2 separate regions of the Homo sapiens genome follow, and region 1 is linked to region 2. The links are chromatin loops, found by intact Hi-C in ENCODE. Cell type or tissue: mammary epithelial cell. All regions are shown on one strand. Links, peaks and the distances in the headings refer to the core of each region. The heading gives the core; the rest is flanking DNA.

Region 1 (9,934 bases), core at 996-8,995, 53 kb after region 2:
CTTCCCAGAACCTCCCAGAAGGAGCATTTCTGTACTAAAATTGCCCAAAGAAGTCTTCATTTTCTACTCCCTGGTAATGGTGCCAAGTATTGAATTTGCATGGAAAGAGATGATATTGCAAAGAGACACATTAGAATACATTTCACAAGCTATAAATTGCTTGTCAGAAGCTCTGTAAGCCTTGAAATGGACTCTGTCCTGAAATGTCTCTTGTGCAGTGTGTGTTTACCTTCTTTTTCCCCAACCTGCCAGTCTGTGCTCATTCTGAAGACACAGAGCCCCTCACACTGGATGACTGTGAAAGGAGGTACATCTGGAGCTCCAAGTCAGCCCTTGAGCTTTTGAAGCTGCCACTAAATCTTGATTCAGAGACCCTGCCTAGAGTTTTTGCTGCTTGTTCATCATCAGCACCCTAAAGCCCCCAAGATGTCTTCCTGGCTGTTTTGCATGCTTCCTGGGCTCCCTCCCTTTTCCCTGATGACAGCAATTGCCAGGAAGGGCTGGGAAAGATACTCACCCACACTGTAAGGGATAGCTATGCCTCCCCAAAACCCTCTCCCAGGTGAACTTTGTCTTCACCAGGCAAGTTCTTAAGCTGATGGAGGGGCATTCAGGAAAAATCCAGGGCTTTACTCTGGGAAGCTTTTGGCAGTGCTTGGGACCGTCTAGGATCCCTCTTTTAACATGTGGCTCAGGTTGGTCACCCAGAACCCTGTGAAGGGAAGGTGAAGGTTCTTAAAGTCATGGTACATTTCCTGGGTGCTAAGTATGTCATATACATTAGTTCAACAAATCCCCAGAAAGTCAACAAAGTAGGTATTGGCCCTTATTTACATAGTAGGAGATGAGATGAGAGAAGTTCATTAGCTGCTCCAAGTCACCCAGCAAATAAGGCACTGAGCTTGGATTTGAAACAGTTTATTTGGCTCTGAAATCCAAAATATTTCCACCATCTCATTCAGATTACCTAGGAACTTGAGGTTACCACCACCAGCTTCTAGAAGCTAGTCTGTCTTCTGTGTTCCCGTCGCAGGAGTTTAGTCTGCTAGTGGGCTTCATGTTCCAGGAGGTCCAAGTCCTTTGGTACATCACAGATTTGTACTTAGTAGTGACTCCCTCCCAGAATCTCCCAGGGAGCTGAAGCCTAGGCCTGGTACCTCTGGCCCTGTTGTGCTGAACCCCTCCCTGTTAACCTCAAGGAAGCACCAGGTTCAAGAGGCCAAAGAAGAGACCCACAGCCAGCAAACAAGCATAGGGTTTTATTAGGGGACTTACATACAGAAGAGAGAGCCCAGTAGTGATGGGCTAGACAGGAGAACCAACTTATGTACAGAAGCAGTTCAGTGTCATCGGGCTAGACAAGATATCCACCTTATGTACAGTCCAGTGACCCAGTGGCTGCAGGCTTTTTGCAGAAAAACCACAACTTCATGCAAACAGCGTGAAATTTATATAGCATTTTTACTTAACACTCTCCCCTTAATAACCACCACCTGGCAATCTTCCTTCAACCCAAAACCCAAGACCTCAATCCTCTCTATGGCCTGTGTTCCACAGGACCGAACAGGGGCTCAGATGTTCCTCATAGACAAGGAATGCATCTCCAGGATGATCATGCCCAGATTCTCTAGTTGGAACATACATTCAGTTCCAACTATGCAGACCAGCTATGCAGGGTCATTCTAAGGGTATGCTTAAGTTATTGCTATCAGGTATGTTTACCCCGTGAGGGGATCCTGGGACCAAGTCTACCATTCCCAGCTAGCAGCTCCTGCTCTCACACTGGGATAGCAGTGCACTTTACCTGGGCTCATTCTTGTCTCAACATTTTTCAAACAGAAGTGAGAGGCACCAAGCTGGTCATAGTTTACTTCTCTCCCAGTGTCTGTTCTCAGACTAGCTACACCACCATTGCAATTGGATGCAAAACCAGCAATAGCAATTTGCTTTAAACTCCTAACTATCCAGAGGCAATCATCTATGCTTTCCTCTGCTCTTAAGATAAAGACAGAACTCCATAACATCCAATGAAGGCCTGCAGGGTTGGCCCACCAGCTTTTCCACCTGTATATTTCCCCTCACCCCTCTCTCTTCATAATGGGGGACACTCTGTCTTTCCTACTTTCCTGTTACCTCCTACCACAAGGCCTTTGCACGTGCTATTTCCTCTGCCTGGAAAGTTTCCCCTTCCCTCCCCCTTCACATGTCCCAATTTTATTCTGCTGTTCAGACCTCCCCTCCATGCCACAACTCCATCATCACAGACTGCTATCCAGTGAGTTTATGTCCATCTGGTGATGTTTACCCCACTGGATTTAGCTCCCTCTGTTTCTGCTCATCTTGTTTTCCACAGTTTGTGGTACATGATAGGTGCTCAAGAAATAAGTCTTAATAGCTGATTATTTAATTTTTATCACAACCCTATGAAACAAGACTGTTACCATTTCCCTTTTGCAAGTGAATAAATGGAGACTAAGAGGCTGAGCTGGAACTCAGAGCTTGGTCTGTCTGTCTCTAAAGCTGGTGTTTATTACACCATGGCACCTCCACGCCCTAACTCCTCAGTCTTGCCTTTGGCCTTCCATCTTGGCTTCTGGAGTAATGCTGTCCACCTCCCCTGCTTTGCAGCACAAGGACATCTGTTGCTAGTTTGGATTTTTGTTCAGACATCTGCCTGCCCTAGTGCCCAGGGGTCCCTAAGGGATAGGAATCTCATGTTTAGTCACCTCCTTCTCTGGTACCTGTGGCTATTCCTGCCCAGGACATTGTAGATTCTCAGTAGGTGTTTGGGAATCCCATTCCCCTCTGTTTCAGCCAGGCCTCTATGGATTACCAGTGACAGAAAACTCAACCTCGCTTAAAGAAACAGGAATATATATTAGCTTGTGTAATTGAAGACATTCAAGAGTAGACTGGATTCAGGTATGACTGGATTCAGAGTTCAAACTATACCTTCAGGGCTCAGTTCTTTTGCTGTTGCTTTCTGCTGATGAGCTGCAGTTTCAGACTTCTTACAATAGCAAGATGATGGCTTTGCCAGAGCTCTGGCCCCTCTGTGTCTCAGCCACTCAGCCTCAGAAACCACCTCCCTCCCCAACACTGAACAAAGGTCCTCAGCATGGCTAACACGAGTCTGATGTGAGGTCACTTGTCTCCTCCTCACCTAATTGCTGTGGCTGGGGAGACACCCTGATTCAAGCAAGACCCATTCTTAAAGCTGGGAGTGAGGTCAGCCCCACCCGAGAGCAAGAGTTGGGGGTGAGGGGAGGCAGGGGGACACTTTTACCAGGAAAAGGATTAATGGATGCCAGGCCTTGAAAGCCAGCTTTCCACTACAATCTCCTTTCAAGATTTTTCAAGCTGACCTTATACCTCCTCTGACTCTGACTTCCCATTCCTCAAGTCCCTTCAGGGAAGACTGTCAGGCCTGGGGCTATAAACAGGTCATGGCATCCTTCTTTGAGCAGAGAGGGTGAGTCCGCTTCTAGCTTCTGCCTTCACAGGTTTTGCTGCTCTGAGAACCCCCAGCTAATGTGTGACTGGCACATCCAGCTTAGTGTCATACTTCCAGACACCCAGAGCCCACGAGCCTGGCCCTGAAAAGAGGGGCAGGACCCCAGGAGAGGGTCCTGATCCTCTGCCTTCACACTCTGAGAAGCCAGCTTTGTTTTAAAGGTAGTCATGGGGGGAGAATTTCCCGAAGCCCCTAACGATGCTCTCCAGGGAGCTCAGAGAGGTTTCTGAGAAATGCGTGGGCAGGGGCTGTGTATACTACTCCAGCCTCTACACAGCCACCCCCAATGCAGAGACACCACAGGCAGACATGCAGTCACACACATCTGCACACTCACTAACACTGCCATCTCTCTGCCTCCCTCGATTCTGCCCTTCCTCCCTCTTTCCCTTTCCCTCTTTCCCTCACAGTATGCTGTCACACACATCTTTCCTACATACTCCACAGACCCTCTTCTATCCTCCTCTTTTCTCCCTCTGCCCTCTCCCACTTGTCCTTCCCTCCTTCTCCTTCTCCTACCACCTCAGCACCTTCCCTCTCCCCATCCTTTTTTCTCACACACACACATCCCCATTTCTCTCACATACACATACATGATATACCCAATCTCTCTCACTCTCATGCACACTTCCCCCTCACACTCCATACCATAACACTCCACCATCCCCCCTCCCCCAGACTCCAGCACCCACACCCCCAACCCTGAGCCTTCTGACCATGTCTGTGACTGCTGTCCCTTCAAAGGTTGGCCTTCATAGGTTTTCTCGGGCCATTCTACCTCTAGATATACCCGAGATGGCAGTCAAATCCTAAACCGGTGTTCCATCCTCAAAGAGCAGTCTCACGCTCTCACAGAGTGCCTCAGGTGAGAGGGCTGTAGTCAAAAAAGGGGTGACCTGGGCATGGTCACACAGTCACTGTGACAGCGGTGGGGATGAAACCCGGCTCTCTGGACCTGTAGGGCAGTATTTTCTCATGTCTCTCTTCTCATTTGAAGTGCATCTCACACATCCTGAATCCTCATTGTGTAATAAGGGAGGTGCTGTGAGGATAAAGTCAAATTTAGCATATGGCAAAGGGAGCCTCATAAATCAATGCAGGAACCTGTGTGTACAGGTAATTTTGAGTTCATGAGTTTGACTCCCCGCAACCACAGCAAAATGACCAAAGAAGTAAAAGATCACTTTTAATGGGTCTGTTTCAGCTCTGGATACAGGAATGGCCGTCTCAGGCCAGAATTCCTGCATGATCTCACTAGGAGGACTCTGTGGTGGGATATCTGGACCAGCCCCAGGGGAGCTGCTATGAGAGCAGCCTAAGCAAGTAGGGTCTAGCCTGGCAGATTCCACAGGGCCTGCATCTCAGAGCAGCAGGGCTGAGAGCGTGGATCACAATGTGGCATTGGGCAAAGGCATCGGCATCTTTGAAATAATGAAAACTTTCTTCACCAGGCAAAATAACAACTGTAAGAAAAATCTGGGCACTCTGAGATGTAGCTTGGCAAAGCTTGTGCTGCTTGGCAAAGCCCCTGGTTTACTGTTTGGGTGAAGCAAAACGCTCCGCCCATCGTCCTAACTCCTCACCTTCTGCATCAGCTTGCCTGGCTATCAGCAGCCCTGCCAACAACTCAGTAAAAGGCTCCTCTGTTGCCATGGAGGCTTTTGACTTCTTCAGTGAAGCCTAGACCTTGACTCACTGCCTTTGCAAATAAAACCAACCACGACCAAAAGAAGAAAAGCTTATGGGAATAGGAAACTAATTACTTTTCTGTATAATAGCTAAAATTATTGAGAGCTGACTCCTGTACGGTTCTAAGCACTCACCTACCCTCACAACAACTCTATAAGGCAGATATACTTTACCCATTTTACAAAGGCAGAAACTAAAGAAAGAGAGATCAAGTAACTTGCCTGTGGTCTCACAGAGAGGAAGTCAAAGAGTCAGGATTCATATCCAGGTATGTTGGCTCCAGGGTTGGCATTCTTATCCTCTGACCTATAGTGCCCACAAAAGAGTTCACAAATCTGTGGGCTTTCCAAAGAGTGAGTTCTAAGGTACTCAGTTGAATCTTGGTCAGTGTTTTCAATTTTGGTAGGAAAAAAAAAAGTCCCCTCTCAAAGCAATTTATTCAAGGCTTCTCTTGGGAGATATTTCTGGCTATATACAGATGGAGTAGATCTTTCTATTCAGAGCCGTGAAGTCCACCACGATGGGTAATGTTAAAATAAAAAACACCCCCTCTCCACCTACACGCACGAGATCTTTGGCCAGGCTCCCACCCTGGAGGTGGGGATTGAGAACAAATGTGCACGATTTCCATTCCTGAGGAAGTGTCCCACGGGATGGTACCAGAGCTCAGAGCCTCCTGTGTCTCTGTAGACAGAAGTCTGCAGAGGCATGGAAATGCTGCAGAACCCATTTGGTGGTCTCGTCTGTTCAAACTATTTGGACTCTAGAAGGGGTACTTGTGATCCTCCACTGACAATATGAGCAACAGGGGTGGAAAATGAGCTCAGTGACTTAAAGAGAATGAAGTGTTGCCACAGGAATTCAGCTGGAAGAGTGTTAGAGAGAGCTGGTGTTCCTCATCTGCTCTTCTCTGTCAAAGCAACCCTGGACACTCTGATCTGAGTTTAGTACTGCACTCCCTTTTAAATCAGAGTTATTAGCACTTTCACTATCAAAATGAAAAGTCAGAATGGATTAGCGGGTTGGATGACCTGTATTGGGCCCCATCAGAGACCACTCCATGATTTCAACTTATTTTTCAAGTCAAACAACAACAGCAGCCTTTTTGATATGTATATTTAAGTAGAAGTGCATTAAGTTTGCATTTTATTTGCTAAATATACATTTCTTTCCATTTTTTAAGAAGTAAGGCCATTGATTTTTGCCAGAAAATGAGGCATGCCCCTTTTCAAAGTTTTTATGTATAGCCTGCATATGTGGTATGAACCCATTTGTAATGCAATACATTCCATAAAAGTGTGAGCAGAATTTTGCATGTGTGCATTTGTCTGGAAAAGAGGGACCCTTTGGTAGCAGCTGTGGGTAGTTGGCAGTGGGCAAAAAAAGACTGATTTTTTTCTTCCCTCCTAACACTCTGTTTATCTGCAGATCCTTTTCTATCTAAGTTCTACATAAACAGTGTTGCACTGTAAGCAAAGTGCCCTGGGTCTTCATGAATATTCTGAATCATCCATGCATACTCACAGAGGGAAGCTAGTGCTACCAACCTCTTCACAATAAAGGCATATGCATATTCTTCCTGATCAAATATTCTGTCCCCTTCTCTTTCTCAATTTTTCTGATCAAATATTCTGTCCCCTTCTCTTCTGGATGTGTGTATCTCTCTCTGTCTCTCTCATTGTGTGTGTGTGTGTGTGTGTGTGTGTGTGTGTGTGTGTCTTCTTACAGATCAGAGATAAAATGACCTAAAGAAATATCTGGGATTATTATTGACATTTTACAGTCATTTCCAAAAATGCAAAACAAACAGCTATCTCCAGGCATATATTAAGAGGGTGTGTGGGTGTGCATGTGTGTGCGTGTGTGTGTGTGTGTGTGTACATTTGATTAGGAATTTCAAGTCAAGATCTCTTGTTTGTTTCATTCAGCACCAGAATGTAATTTTATCTGAAAAGTATCTGGTTTTGGATAGAAAACAGGTTGGCCCAGCTGAGAACTGGCATTTGGAAGTGCACTGGACAATTAACCAGCTTTTCCTGTAGAACTTTCTGGTGACCACCCGATTTTGCCCTGCCTATGTAGAAGGGAGGGGGACCCACATCAGAAGAGGATGGGTGTTGCAGGAGGCACATTTCAAGAAAGTGTCTGGATTTACAAAAAAATGTGTTTCTTCTTAGTCTAAGATAGTTTCTTCATAATTTATGTGGTCTGAGAAAAATGCTATGCTTATTAATAATAGTACTTTGCAGATGAGAGGGCACTAATATTTGAGCACTATAATATGCAAAGCATTGTAATTTGGTGGAGTATGAGCATGATGTCTTTAGGTCCTTTCCACAAATTTATGAAACCAGGGTGAAGGTGAGGATGATAGCCATTTGTACAAATAAAGATACTGAGGTTCATAGAAGCAAAATAATTTGCCTGTGGCCACAGGGCTAGGGAGTGGTCACATACTCTCCATCACAGTATATGTTTACACATGCACTGGAGTCAACATGAATGGGGCCAAACATATATATACACACACTCTCGTGCTTTTCTTATACCACAGGGAGTGTACTGATTTGCCCTGCCCAAAAAAGATCCCCTGAGATTTCTCTTCCAATTATTCCCTTCCCTCTGTACAGTCTCTTGCTGCTATTTGAAGCATGTTTGTATTAAGAACATTTAGCTAAAGCAAACCTCATAGTCTGTGACTGACAAGAAAGCACATGATAAAACCATGTCTTTGGCTCTTCCATATCTTGAATTTACAAACCAAGAAAGTGGGAAAAAAAAGTAAAAATTCATGTAACATTTCCCCTACAAAGTTGTATTAAACCGGGCAGCTTTAAATGAGCTTTGGTGCCTCTCTCTCCCTGTTGCACATGTGTTGATGGATTTTTCTCGGCATTGGTTGTCTGAGATTTCACAGCTCTCCGTCACCTCCCTTCTGAAACTGGTAATAGAAACGAGCAGTAGCACTGTGCTGTTCCTTCACTCTGGTATTGCTCTCTACCCAGAGCCCTGTGTCTTTTCTTAAGAAGACTACCTGGCTTATCCTCTGTCTGGGCTTTTCTGGCCATGAGGACATGGAGTGAAGATTTTGGAGCTCTGTGCCCTGTGTCCTGGCGTTTAATTATTTCTCAAGACACGTGAGCTAAATTTGAGTAGAAGAGCTTGGCAGAAAGAAAACCACCAGTTACGGTAATTTTAATAATTAAGCAACATTGACTTGTCCTTTATTTCACAATTTGCTATTATTGATTATGTACTATAATCCTTTATTATACATTGCCTGATTGTTTTCATTGATGTTTTGCAACAGAACTATGTCAATTTTGTCCTATTTTGTACATTTTTTAGCATTTTGCATATGCATATCTGTGCAAACATTAAGAAATAAATCATAAAGGAAGAGCATTTTAAACCATTGGCTCTATTTCAACAATATGGGTGGAAAAAGTATTTCTCCTCTCCTTATTGACTGCTTTACAAAAACAGGTAGAATTTTATTCTTTTATTGATAAAACAGAAACCTGATGTGGTGAGGGTTGTAGCTGTGGCTGCCTTTGCTGCAGATGTGCTATCTCTGAGGCTGGGACTAAACTTCTTAGTTTATTCCAGCAGGGAGTGGGAAAGTCACATGTGAGTTTAAGAACATTGACTTACTCTGGGCTAACCCAACATACATGTTTTTTGAGCAGCAACTGATGAGACCTGAATGTTCTAGGAAATTTCATTGTGTAAGCATGGATTTGACAAAGATGACACAGCATGATACTATATCCATCACCCAGGAGGGACATTAAGAGATTTCTTAGGGTCCTGAAGCTAAAAACGAAGTCCTTGGATCTTTTTCTTATTTATTTAATTTTATTTTAATCCAAGTCATGAATGTATAGACTTTAAAACATCAAATAATTCTCTTGACTTATTGAAAAGAAAAAAAAGCCCCTCACCCCACTCCACCCCATCTGTGCTCCTTACACACCACTTTCAACTTTTAGCTTTCTTTCAGTATTTACTTCCAAATTTCTAAATAATATGCTTACCCTTTTTGTTTTTACAGCTTATATCTTTATTTTCTTCTATGAAAAGGTTTTGTTTTCAACACCTCCAACACTCAACACATACATATCCCCCTTTCCTCCATTCTCCCAGTATATCTGCAATATAGTCTTTGTTACATCAGTTTTCTGTGTTTTATTATTATAATCATAAAAAGCAGCTTTCTGGTGTTGCTGTTGAGTCATTCTGATATTTGATCCTTTCTATGTGGCTTTTTCCCCTCTTTGAAAGTTTCTAGGCTCTTTCCTTTGGTCTCAGTGTTATAAAACTTCACCAATGTCTTTCCTTTGGGTCTTTATTTCTGCCACTGTACTTGAGCTCTTAGAGAACCATTTCATTTTGGATAGCTTTTCCAGGCTTGAGAAACTTTCTTGAATTACATCTTTGATTATTTTCTTTCTTCCATTTTCTTTGTTTCTTCTGAAGTAAAGATATTAGACCTCTCAGATTAATTCTCTAGTTTTCTTTTTTCTTCTTTTTTCCTCTCTTTGTCCTGTTTTCTGGAAAATATCCTCAATTTCATCATCAATCCTATCAAGTGTTTAATTTACACAATAATTTCTTTATTTCTGAGAGTTATTTTTGTTTCTATATTCCCTTTACTATGTAATGCTATTGCTTCATACCTGCAATATATTCTTATTAATCATTTTTGAAGTTTTTTTTCTCCTTCAACTT
Region 2 (9,934 bases), core at 834-8,833:
AGAGTCTGTTGCTTCAATGAACTGAAAAGAAGGGATTTGTCCATGCTTGAGGAAAGTTGGGGTGGAGAAAGTCTACCTAGTCACATAGACCATGCCTCAAACAATCTATTCAATAAAAGGTTAACATTAATGTTGAAAACAATCTTCATCAGTGAATAAATACTTTATCATGCCTTAAAAAGTCTTGTCTAACTTTTAAAAAGTCAGAATAGGAGGAAGAGATAGCTTGCAAAGGAATTGGAAAAGGGCTGAGAAAACAAGAGTAACACGAGGAAGGGAAGAGAATATTTCAAGAATGTAAGAATAATCAGGTAAGACAAGGCCTAGAAAGTCCCTTTGGATCTTGCAACATGAAGATCAGTGGGGGATCTCAAGCAGATATTTTGTTTTCTTTAAGAAAAAGAACAAAAGGCCCATTGGAGTAGATCCAGGAGTGAGTGGAAATAAAGAACATATATTGACCACCAGGGATGGTTCTTTCAGGAATTTTAACTAGAAGAGGTTACGACTATAAGAGAGTGGTAATTAGATGAGAATATAGTGTTGAGGAAAGTTTGTACTTACTGTTTTCCCTTTTTTTTTTTTAGGTAGAAACTATATTAGTTTCCTGAGGCTGCTGTAACAAATTATCACAAATAGGTGGCTTAAAACAATAAGAATGTATTGTCTCCCTCTTCTGTAGGTCAGAAGTCTACAATCAAGGCGCTGGAAGGGCCACACTCCCTCCCAAGTCTCTTGGGGGAGAATCTGCCCATGCCTCCTTCCTAGCTTTTGGTGGCTGCTGGCAAACCTTGGTGTTACTTGGATTGTAGCCACAGCACTCCAATCTCTGCCTTTGTCTTCACATTGCCTTCTCTGTGTGTCTCTTAAAGGACAGTTGTCATTGGATTTAGAGCTCACTCATATAATGCAGGATAACTACATCTCAAAATTCTTAATTTATAAGACCCCTTTTCCAAATAAGGTAATAGTTACAGATTCCAGTGATTTAGGGCATGGACATATCATTTAAGAGAGCCAACCTTCTTTTGAGAAGTGTCTGTTCATTTATGCAGCCAAAAAACACATGAAGAAATGCTCATCATCACTGGCCATCAGAGAAATGCAAATCAAAACCACTATGAGATATCATCTCACACCAGTTAGAATGGCAATCATTAAAAAGTCAGGAAACAACAGGTGCTGGAGAGGATGTGGAGAAATAGGAACACTTTTACACTGTTGGTGGGACTGTAAACTAGTTCAACCATTGTGGAAGTCAGTGTGGCGATTCCTCAGGGATCTAGAACTAGAAATACCATTTGACCCAGCCATCCCATTACTGGGTATATACCCAAATGAGTATAAATCATGCTGCTATAAAGACACATGCACACGTATGTTTATTGCGGCACTATTCACAATAGCAAAGACTTGGAACCAACCCAAATGTCCAACAATGATAGACTGGATTAAGAAAATGTGGCACATATACAACATGGAATACTATGCAGCCATAAAAAATGATGAGTTCATATCCTTTGTAGGGACATGGATGAAATTGGAAACCATCATTCTCAGTAAACTATCGCAAGAACAAAAAACCAAACACCGCATATTCTCACTCATAGGTGGGAAGTGAACAATGAGATCACATGGACACAGGAAGGGGGGAATATCACACTCTGGGGACTGTGGTGGGGTCGGGGGAGGGGGGAGGGATAGCATTGGGAGATATACCTAATGCTAGATGACACATTAGTGGGTGCAGCGCACCAGCATGGCACATGTATACATATGTAACTAACCTGCACAATGTGCACATGTACCCTAAAACTTAGAGTATAATAAAAAAAAAAAAGAAAAAAAAAAAGAAAATATTACCAGCAGAAAAAAAAAAAAAAAAAAAATCAAAGCAATGGCTTGCAACTCTGAGTAAAACAGGAATCCCTGCATCCATATTGATAAACAAGTGAATAAATAAATGGTGAGAAAGGATGTTTTTCTTTGTATGTAGAATGTCAACCAATAAATGTAGAAGGCATTATGGAGTTAGGAAATCATGTTGGTCAATCATGACAGTAATAACTGGGACAAGACTAATCAACTGATACTATATAACTGGTGAATGAGGAACAAAATACTCATATAGTCTCAAAGTATCTCCCCACAAATTACTTGTAAATTACAAAGAGGAAATCGTAAATTTAAAATGAAATCTGGCAGACACCAACCTAAGCGGTGAACAGAGTTAACAACATTAATGGGACCAACTGACATTATATGCTGATTACGACGCACTGACGACACACTGCTTCTGTGATATTCCCACCCAGAATGTAAAACCCTCACCTAGTCATGCGGAACCATCACACAAATCCAAACTGAGGAACATTCGACAAAATAGCCTGTATTCTTCAAAAATGTCATGGTAATGAAAGACAAAAGAAAGTTGAGGAATCTGCAGTATTGAGAGACACACGTTTACAAATGTAACACGATCCTGCACAAGGTAAAAGAATGGCTACAAAGGACATTATTGGGATAAATGGCAAAATTTAAATATGAATCATGGGTTAGATAACAGTATTAAATCACTGTTAAACTTCCTGATTTTGATAATAATACTTAAAAAAATACTGAATAATGCTTAAAGTAATTCTCTTCTTCTCTTAGAAGAGAATGTCCTGTTCTTAGGGAAATGCATACTGTTTTGGGCATAATGGGGTATCTGTGCAAATTATTCTCAAATGATTAAGAAAATGCAACATGAAATATAGATAAGGCAAATGGGATAAAATGTAAACACTCAGTAAATCTGGATAAAAGATATATAGGAGTTCTTTGTGATATTCCTGCAACTTTTCTGTAAATCTGAAATTGTATTCAAAATTTTAAAGTTACCAATAAAACAAAACAAACAACCCCTGACCAAGAATCCAACAACAAGGGATGAATCAAAATTATGGTACAGTCACCCTATGGATGCCTTCAAATTACACAGCTTTACAGATCAACTTTGTGAAGATATATAACAATATAGTAAAATGCTTATAACATGTACAATGTTGAATGATAAAAGCAGGATACAAAATACTTTATGTGTATATTATAACAACTATGTAAAAGCAAGCATATAATAAAGACTGGAAGGATAAAAAAAAAAAAAAAAAAAAAGAGAGCCAACCTTCAACCCACTACAGGGGCTAATTGACTATGTATATAAACTGATGGGGTGGTCTAGGCCTTCTCAAGCAAGACATAAAGTCCAATGTCCATGAAAGAAAAGCCTGACAGATTTAACTGCAGAAAAATTAAGCATTTCTAAATGAGAATAAACACCATAAACATAAAAAGACAAGGGCAGAACGGGAGAATATATTTGCCACATCCATCTTAAATATATCTAGTTTTAACTGCATAATCACAACTGGGTATAAAAAATAGTAATAGTAGTAAAGAGTAGTAAATAGTCATAGTAAAAATAAAAATAGTAGTAAAGATAAAAAGTAAAAAAAGTAATAAAGTAAAATAGTAGTAAAACAATAGTAGTAGTAAATAGTAGTAAAATACTATCAAGTATTATCATAGTAGAATGCTGTAGTAAAATTTAGTATAGACGCTCCTTGATTTACAGTGGGATTGCGTCCTAGTAAACCCATCATAAGTTGAAACTGTCATAAGTTGAAAATGCACTTAATAAACCTAACCTACTGAACATCACAGCTTAGCCCAGCCAACTTAAACATGCCCAGAACACTTACATTAGCCTGCAGCTGGGCAAAGTCATCTGACAACATAGTAAAACATAGTCCACCATAGAATATCTCCCTCATGACCTCATGGCTGACTGGGAGCTGTGGCTCACTGCTGCTATGCTCAGCATCATGATAGAGTATTGTATCACTTTCTGGTGCTTTTTAATGAATCCATGTAGTTTCTGCATCATCAAAAAGTTGAAAAATCATAAGTTGAACCATTATAAGTGGGGGACTGTGTTTTTCTATTATAATGATAGTGTGCAACAGTAGGAAAATAGTAAAAGTAGTAGTCTAGTAATATAGTACTAAAATAGTAAAAATTATAGTCTAGTAATATAGTATAGTAATAGTAAAATAGTAGTAAAAATAATAATTTTTCTACTGTTCTTTGGGGACCCCCATTTTCGTAGCAGGAAAAACAACTCAAACCTGCTGATTCAGGGTAATTTTTTTTCTTTTTTTTTCCCCAGGTTACTCAACCTGTTGGCAGTGTATTTTTCTTCTCACTGAGCACAGAGAGAAGTGTATGCACCGTTATGTTTTGCATTAGTGTGGCTGGCTGTGTGCCCAGTGACCAGGAGCTTTTTAAAAGAACAGAATTGTTCTTTTATCCAACTATGAATCACCAGTGCCTCGATCTGCCCATCACCCATAGAATCCTTATTAACTCATATAGATTTGAAAGCTTTTAAAAATCCTTGAGTACTTCAGTTTCCAGGGATGTTAAATAAAGCCAGGACTGCATTTATCATATTCCCAGCTGGGCTGTGTGAGGATTAATGTTTTATCATAAGTGATCTCCTGCTCCTTTAAAAAGGCATTAATTAAGTTAAAGGTTTTATTTTTCAAGGATATGCTTATTAGTTTTTTAATAACTTGTATCTCAATGTAGTCTCTGAAATGGAAGTGATAATGTTTTCATGCTTTCTCATAGAAAATCTGACATACAGGAGTACACAAAACTAATCTACGATTAATGTTCTTCTCTGGACATAATGTTGAGCAGTTGATCTTTCTGAGTTCTCTTGTTCTCCAGGAAGGTCCTACATGGTAGCTTGGCCTAAGGGAGGGACAGGGTGCATGCTTTGGGGAGACACCCCCTGACCTGATGTTGTGTTTCTCTCCTCCTCCCATTTCCCCTACCTTGGTTTCCCAGTGAGCTGAAGCAGAAGCTGGATGAGGAAGGCAGCAAGTGCAGCATCCTCTCGAAGCACCAGCAGTTTGTGGAGCACTGCTGCATGCGCTGCTGCTCGCCCTTCACCTTCCTCGTCAACACCAAGCGCCAGTGTGGAGATTGCAAATTCAATGTCTGCAAGAGCTGCTGCTCCTACCAGAAGCACGAAAAGGCCTGGGTCTGCTGCGTCTGCCAGCAAGCGAGGTGAGTGGCTGGTGCATTCCCAGGGTCTACACTGTTGATTTAGAGAGATTCACCTGCCACTTCCTTCAGTCAGGTAGAACCAGCTATGATTGGTAGATCAACACAGAGTATTGACCAAAGTAAATAGCTTGCTGAAGAGAGATGCATGGATAAGGAAACCTGTTGATCTTTATAGGGAGGATGAGAGAGGGCCCCCCAGGAGCACCTGGGTGTGAATAGAAAGGGCTTTCTTGGGATTGAAGATGCAGCTCCTACATATGTTATTCATCTTTTTGGAATTTCTCATCTGGTCTCATCCTTTCGTTCGTTCATTGCATAAGCATGTGTTGGATTCTTAGGAATTATGCTGGGTGCAGGAAACATGATGGTGAATTAGGCCAATTATGAGTGACTCAGAGGCATAGCGGATGGTGTGATACGTAAGTGCTGGGCCTTCATATGTGGAGATACATGCCCTGACTAGTTTGTCTATTGGCTATGAGGGCACTGAGCAAGGAGAGACTGGCCCTAGGGCTTGGAGAAAGCTTCATAGAGGACAAGAAATAAAAGCAAGATTGTGAAAGACAAAAAAGAGTCAATGCTGTGAAAGGGGAGATGAAGACAACTTTGCGAGGGAAATAACAAGCATGGCATTTCACATTCTCCCTCAGCGACCAGCAGAGCACTTCTTTGATCTGTTGAGTATTTGGAAACTGATGAGTATGATAAACCAGTGTTTGGTATTTGTCTGTGCTGATCCTAGCATCTGTAGTGTGCATTGTGATTCGTATTTGCTGCATGCTTCCAAAATGCCTGTTAATGAGTGAAGCAGAGATGAGCAGGTCCTGGGAGCACACACTCAGAAGCCCCTGCCTCCCACACCTTTTCCTTCTTTCCTCCTTTCTCCTCTCCCTGCCCTGTTTACTCGCTTGTATCCTTTAATGCATCAAGACCTAGAATTTTCCCATAGAGCTAGTTAATGGGGACAGCTGCCAAGTTTCCTTGGGGTCTCCAAGGAATCAGGCTCTGGGCTACAAAATATATATATTCATATTCATTCCAGAGACACAAACTGAAACAAAAAGTGGTATGTTAAGCACCCAGTATCCAAGGCTGGGTGCTACGCAGGTCCTGTGCCTGACTTGGTCAGAGCAAGGAGCCCATCTGGGTCTCCACATGGCAGCTTGAAAGGGGGAGGAAAAGCCCTGCAACAACAAAGGGAAGGAGGAAACTGGGATTATAGATGAGCGTGCATCTGGGAGTGATCAACAGAGAGAGGTTCATCCATGCCTTCTATTTCTCAGTCAAGGTGGGGTAAGCCAAATTCATCATGTAACACGTTTAAGGATTACGTGACTTGAATATTGTGGCACTGAGAACAAGACAGTTGGATGTTGGAAGAAATAAGAGTAGATCTAAATAGGCATTACAGGAGTTTGGGATGCACACATTCAAGCCAAGTTCCTGTAACAAATTATGAATCTGTTTTCTTTCAATCTTCCCACAGATTGGGAGTTTCGTGGGGCTTGGGACAGGTCAGAGGGTAACTGAGTTAAGGATATTGGACAGTGAAGAATGTAAAGACAGAATCTGGATAGTAAGGAAAAACAGAAAGGGGCTATGGATGGATGGGGAGAAAATGAAGGGGTCAGTCAGCCAGAAGTAGTATCTGGTAAAGTCAAAGAACTGTCACAGTGGGAGTACTTGATAGAGAAAATTGGAAAAAATGAAAATTCTATATAGAGAAAAAGATGAATTTGTGATTTCTAAAGTAGATCAGTTGAGTGGTGACCATGGGAAGAGGAGACAATGTCTAGAAGAAGAAGTTAAGGGACCAAAATACCAGTGCCCATATGATTGGAAAAAATCAGGATAGTGGCCACAGTATGGAGGTGAAGAATTGAGCCAGGTGACAAGTTTTTCTGAAATGAGAAGAAGGAACTAGAAGGTCAGGATGTGAGAGACATAAGGAGTTGGAGAAGATGAGATGACTGCATGTTATGATTCTGCACCTACCAAGTTGGGCAAGTCCCATGTAGCATTTGACTCAAACATCTGCCATGGCTGCATGCGCTACACTGACGTTTGTTACCAACTGGTGGTAAACACCGCCAGGACAGGGACACTGTCTTCTTCATTTGTAGCACCAGAGCCTGACACATAGAAAGCACATGAATCTTTGTGACCCAAATAGAACAGGACGATGTTTATAGCAGCCAGATGCATAGTACAGAATGAGCCTTTAGGAATTTTAGAGGAAAGGACTCAGAGACTGTTAGATGTCCTAAAGGGGTTTCATGGAAAAGGAGGGCATCCTAGATGGAACTCAGTTGGAGAGGAGGAATCAGGAGACACTCTCAGACAATGTGTGGCATGAGCAAACAAAGCAGAGTCACCCAAGGTGTGTGGAGGGTCTGAAGCAGACCGCTATTGAAGCGGGATGATGGCAAGTGATTGGGTCAGTTTGTGTGAAGAATTGGCGTTTGATCTTTAAGGGATGGCGAAATCACTGGAATGTCAAACCCTAGCCGTTATTAAAGTATACTATACTGTGCTTCAGCATATTCCCCCACAAATAAAAGGAAGTATCAGTACCTACATGATTTCATTTCTTTCAATATTTACCTAGTCCTCTTCTCCCCGAGTAAGAAAAGTCACCAAATTTACTAAACAGTTAGTAGCAATAGAGTGCAGTCACAGCCTGTCAACCCCACATTTACCATGAGTTGTATGCAGGCATCTATTATTAGTTACAATTAAATGACACATTGCATTAATCAAATACCAGTAGTGCTGAGTAGTTGATGCACCACCTCAGAATCCCATCACCTATAAATGGAAGAACCTTGCCTCGCAAAAGCAAGATCTTCTGATGCCAACCATTTGCTATTTCTCTTGTACAATGTTGTCTCAATAATTTGTCAGATATTGGAAAAATAAGTTGTAAAAAAGGCAGCAATGGCTGCCAAGACTATATTTTAAATTTTCATTTCATATTTCTAGCAACTTAATGAGGAGGCAGGAGGCTTAGGTAGTCCCATTTCACTTAATCTTGCATCATGTTCGTGTTAATATTGCATGACAGCTCCTGAGTCTCAGAAGCTGAGCATTAGAAAATAAAGAACCATTCATAGAAGGATACCTGGAAAGACATGCAACAGCCAGTGTACCCTTGTTCCATTTTTATTTTAAGAAAGTGGAGGGTTACTGAGGAGTCTTCCACATTCAATGTGTCTAGCTCAAACAGAACACACCCACACTTGTTTAATCAAAGCTGGCAGAAAGGGGATGCTGAGGAGAAATTGGAAATGTTGCTGCTTTAATCTTGTATTATGTCTTGAGATTATTATTGGCTGAAACCCAAAGGGATGGAGAAATTTTGTTCATTCCCTATTTTTCTGTATTGCTCAATTCAATCACAGGAACCTGTCTAGGAAAGAAATCCATGAAATATGTGGCATATTTTTGCATCCTGAAATGTCTCTAAGGCCCTGTTTGACAGAGAAGTATGTCTTTCAAAGTACCACGGATGTATGGCCTGTGAGCGGACAGTCTTTTATGTTGTACCTGGATCACATTCTTGTTTTTTGAAGGATGCCTTAGAAGAGTTAATTTTATTTATATATCAACAAACTGTGTAACCCATCAACATTACACAAGTGCTAGAGCCAAATTCATCATGTAACACATTTAAGGATTACGTGACTTGAATATTGTGGCAGTATGGACACTCAGGGCTGCTTGTCCACTTTGTCCAGTAGCTCCTCTGCCCTTCATTCAATCTGAAACTCCCTTCTTGGTTAGAACTGATTTACTTTAGACACTACTCTTTGGAACATTCTTCTAGAATTTTCATCTTCAAGCAAGTGGGTTTTTAAAACATTGTATGTCAGATTCTATGAAGAGCACATTTTGTGTTTGTATATGAAATCTCAATAGTTGATAGTAGGTCTATGAGGTTACACAGATGACCACTTTTGTGAGGCCACTTTCAGACCCATATTCACTCCCCACTACCCATGAGATGCATTCCTTTCCTTATTTAAATGAAACCATTTTTGCTACATTGGTTTAATTTCTAGCTATTTATCCAGTGGCTACAATATGCATATGTTTTTGAGATACTGTGGGCTATGAATAATTATAATAATAAAAATTCTTGTCCACAAAAAAGGAGTAGGAATTAAAGGTAGACATTCATCCTACAATATGAATAGCCTCAGAAGTAATAACTGTATCAAATACCTGGGGCTGTCTATTGTACAGCTGTAAATGAGAGAGTCGGATTAGAAACATGGCATTCATCAGGAGAGGACCCAGACAGTGTCAAGTCTCTAAGAAAAACGTGGTAACCTATAACTTTAACTTTCTTCTTTTCATCTCAGTGAAAAACAATCCATATTTTTTTCTGTTTGATTATTTAGTTCAGTAAAAGCATTTTGAGAATTTTAAAGTTGTAATTGTAATCATTTGGTTCTTTGTTAGTAATTTTGCTTCATATATTTTGCATTAAAATGTATTTCTGTTATCAGTGTTCATCTAAAATTTTTAGCTTTGGGAGATTAAAAAATTAAATGTATTATAGAATGAATGATGAATTACTTATTTTGGAAGTTCTATAGAAAATGGGATACTACTGAATCATCCCTTTGTCATTTTTTCATTATATATAGATTTATCTTCTTGACAATTTATTGTATGCATTCATTCAAACATTATGAATAAAGACATATAGTACTTGTATTTAAGGTCTTCTTCAGGAAGCAAAACTTTTCAGAGTGAGCCCAGACCATACATATCAGTCATAATCATTTTGGGCCTAATTGGTTTGGGAACA

The links. A loop is a pair of places that touch in the nucleus more often than their neighbours do. Peaks named below come from ENCODE experiments on the same cell type or tissue, not always from the same donor. Only the 100,000 strongest peaks of a DNase experiment are listed, where the experiment ranks them.
Region 1: a loop joins it to region 2, with 5 times the contacts of the local background. A loop is called at or near these places in 2 of 110 quality-filtered maps.

What each region holds. Positions count from the first base shown.
Region 1 is chr3:40,091,859-40,101,792 of GRCh38, forward strand. The region is part of intron 3 of MYRIP (myosin VIIA and Rab interacting protein); the gene reads left to right. Among named protein-coding and RNA genes, the nearest start is that of EIF1B-AS1, 210 kb to the right of the region's middle. In mammary epithelial cell, for the core only: no CTCF peak of the experiment used is centred there; DNase peaks (open chromatin) are centred at 5,173 and 5,483; H3K27ac peaks cover 1,893 bases.
Region 2 is chr3:40,039,154-40,049,087 of GRCh38, forward strand. MYRIP (myosin VIIA and Rab interacting protein) reads left to right here. Exons shown (of 17, transcript NM_015460.4): 3 at 4,897-5,118. Among named protein-coding and RNA genes, the nearest start is that of MYRIP, 230 kb to the left of the region's middle. In mammary epithelial cell, for the core only: no CTCF peak of the experiment used is centred there; DNase peaks (open chromatin) are centred at 4,308 and 5,528; H3K27ac peaks cover 1,641 bases.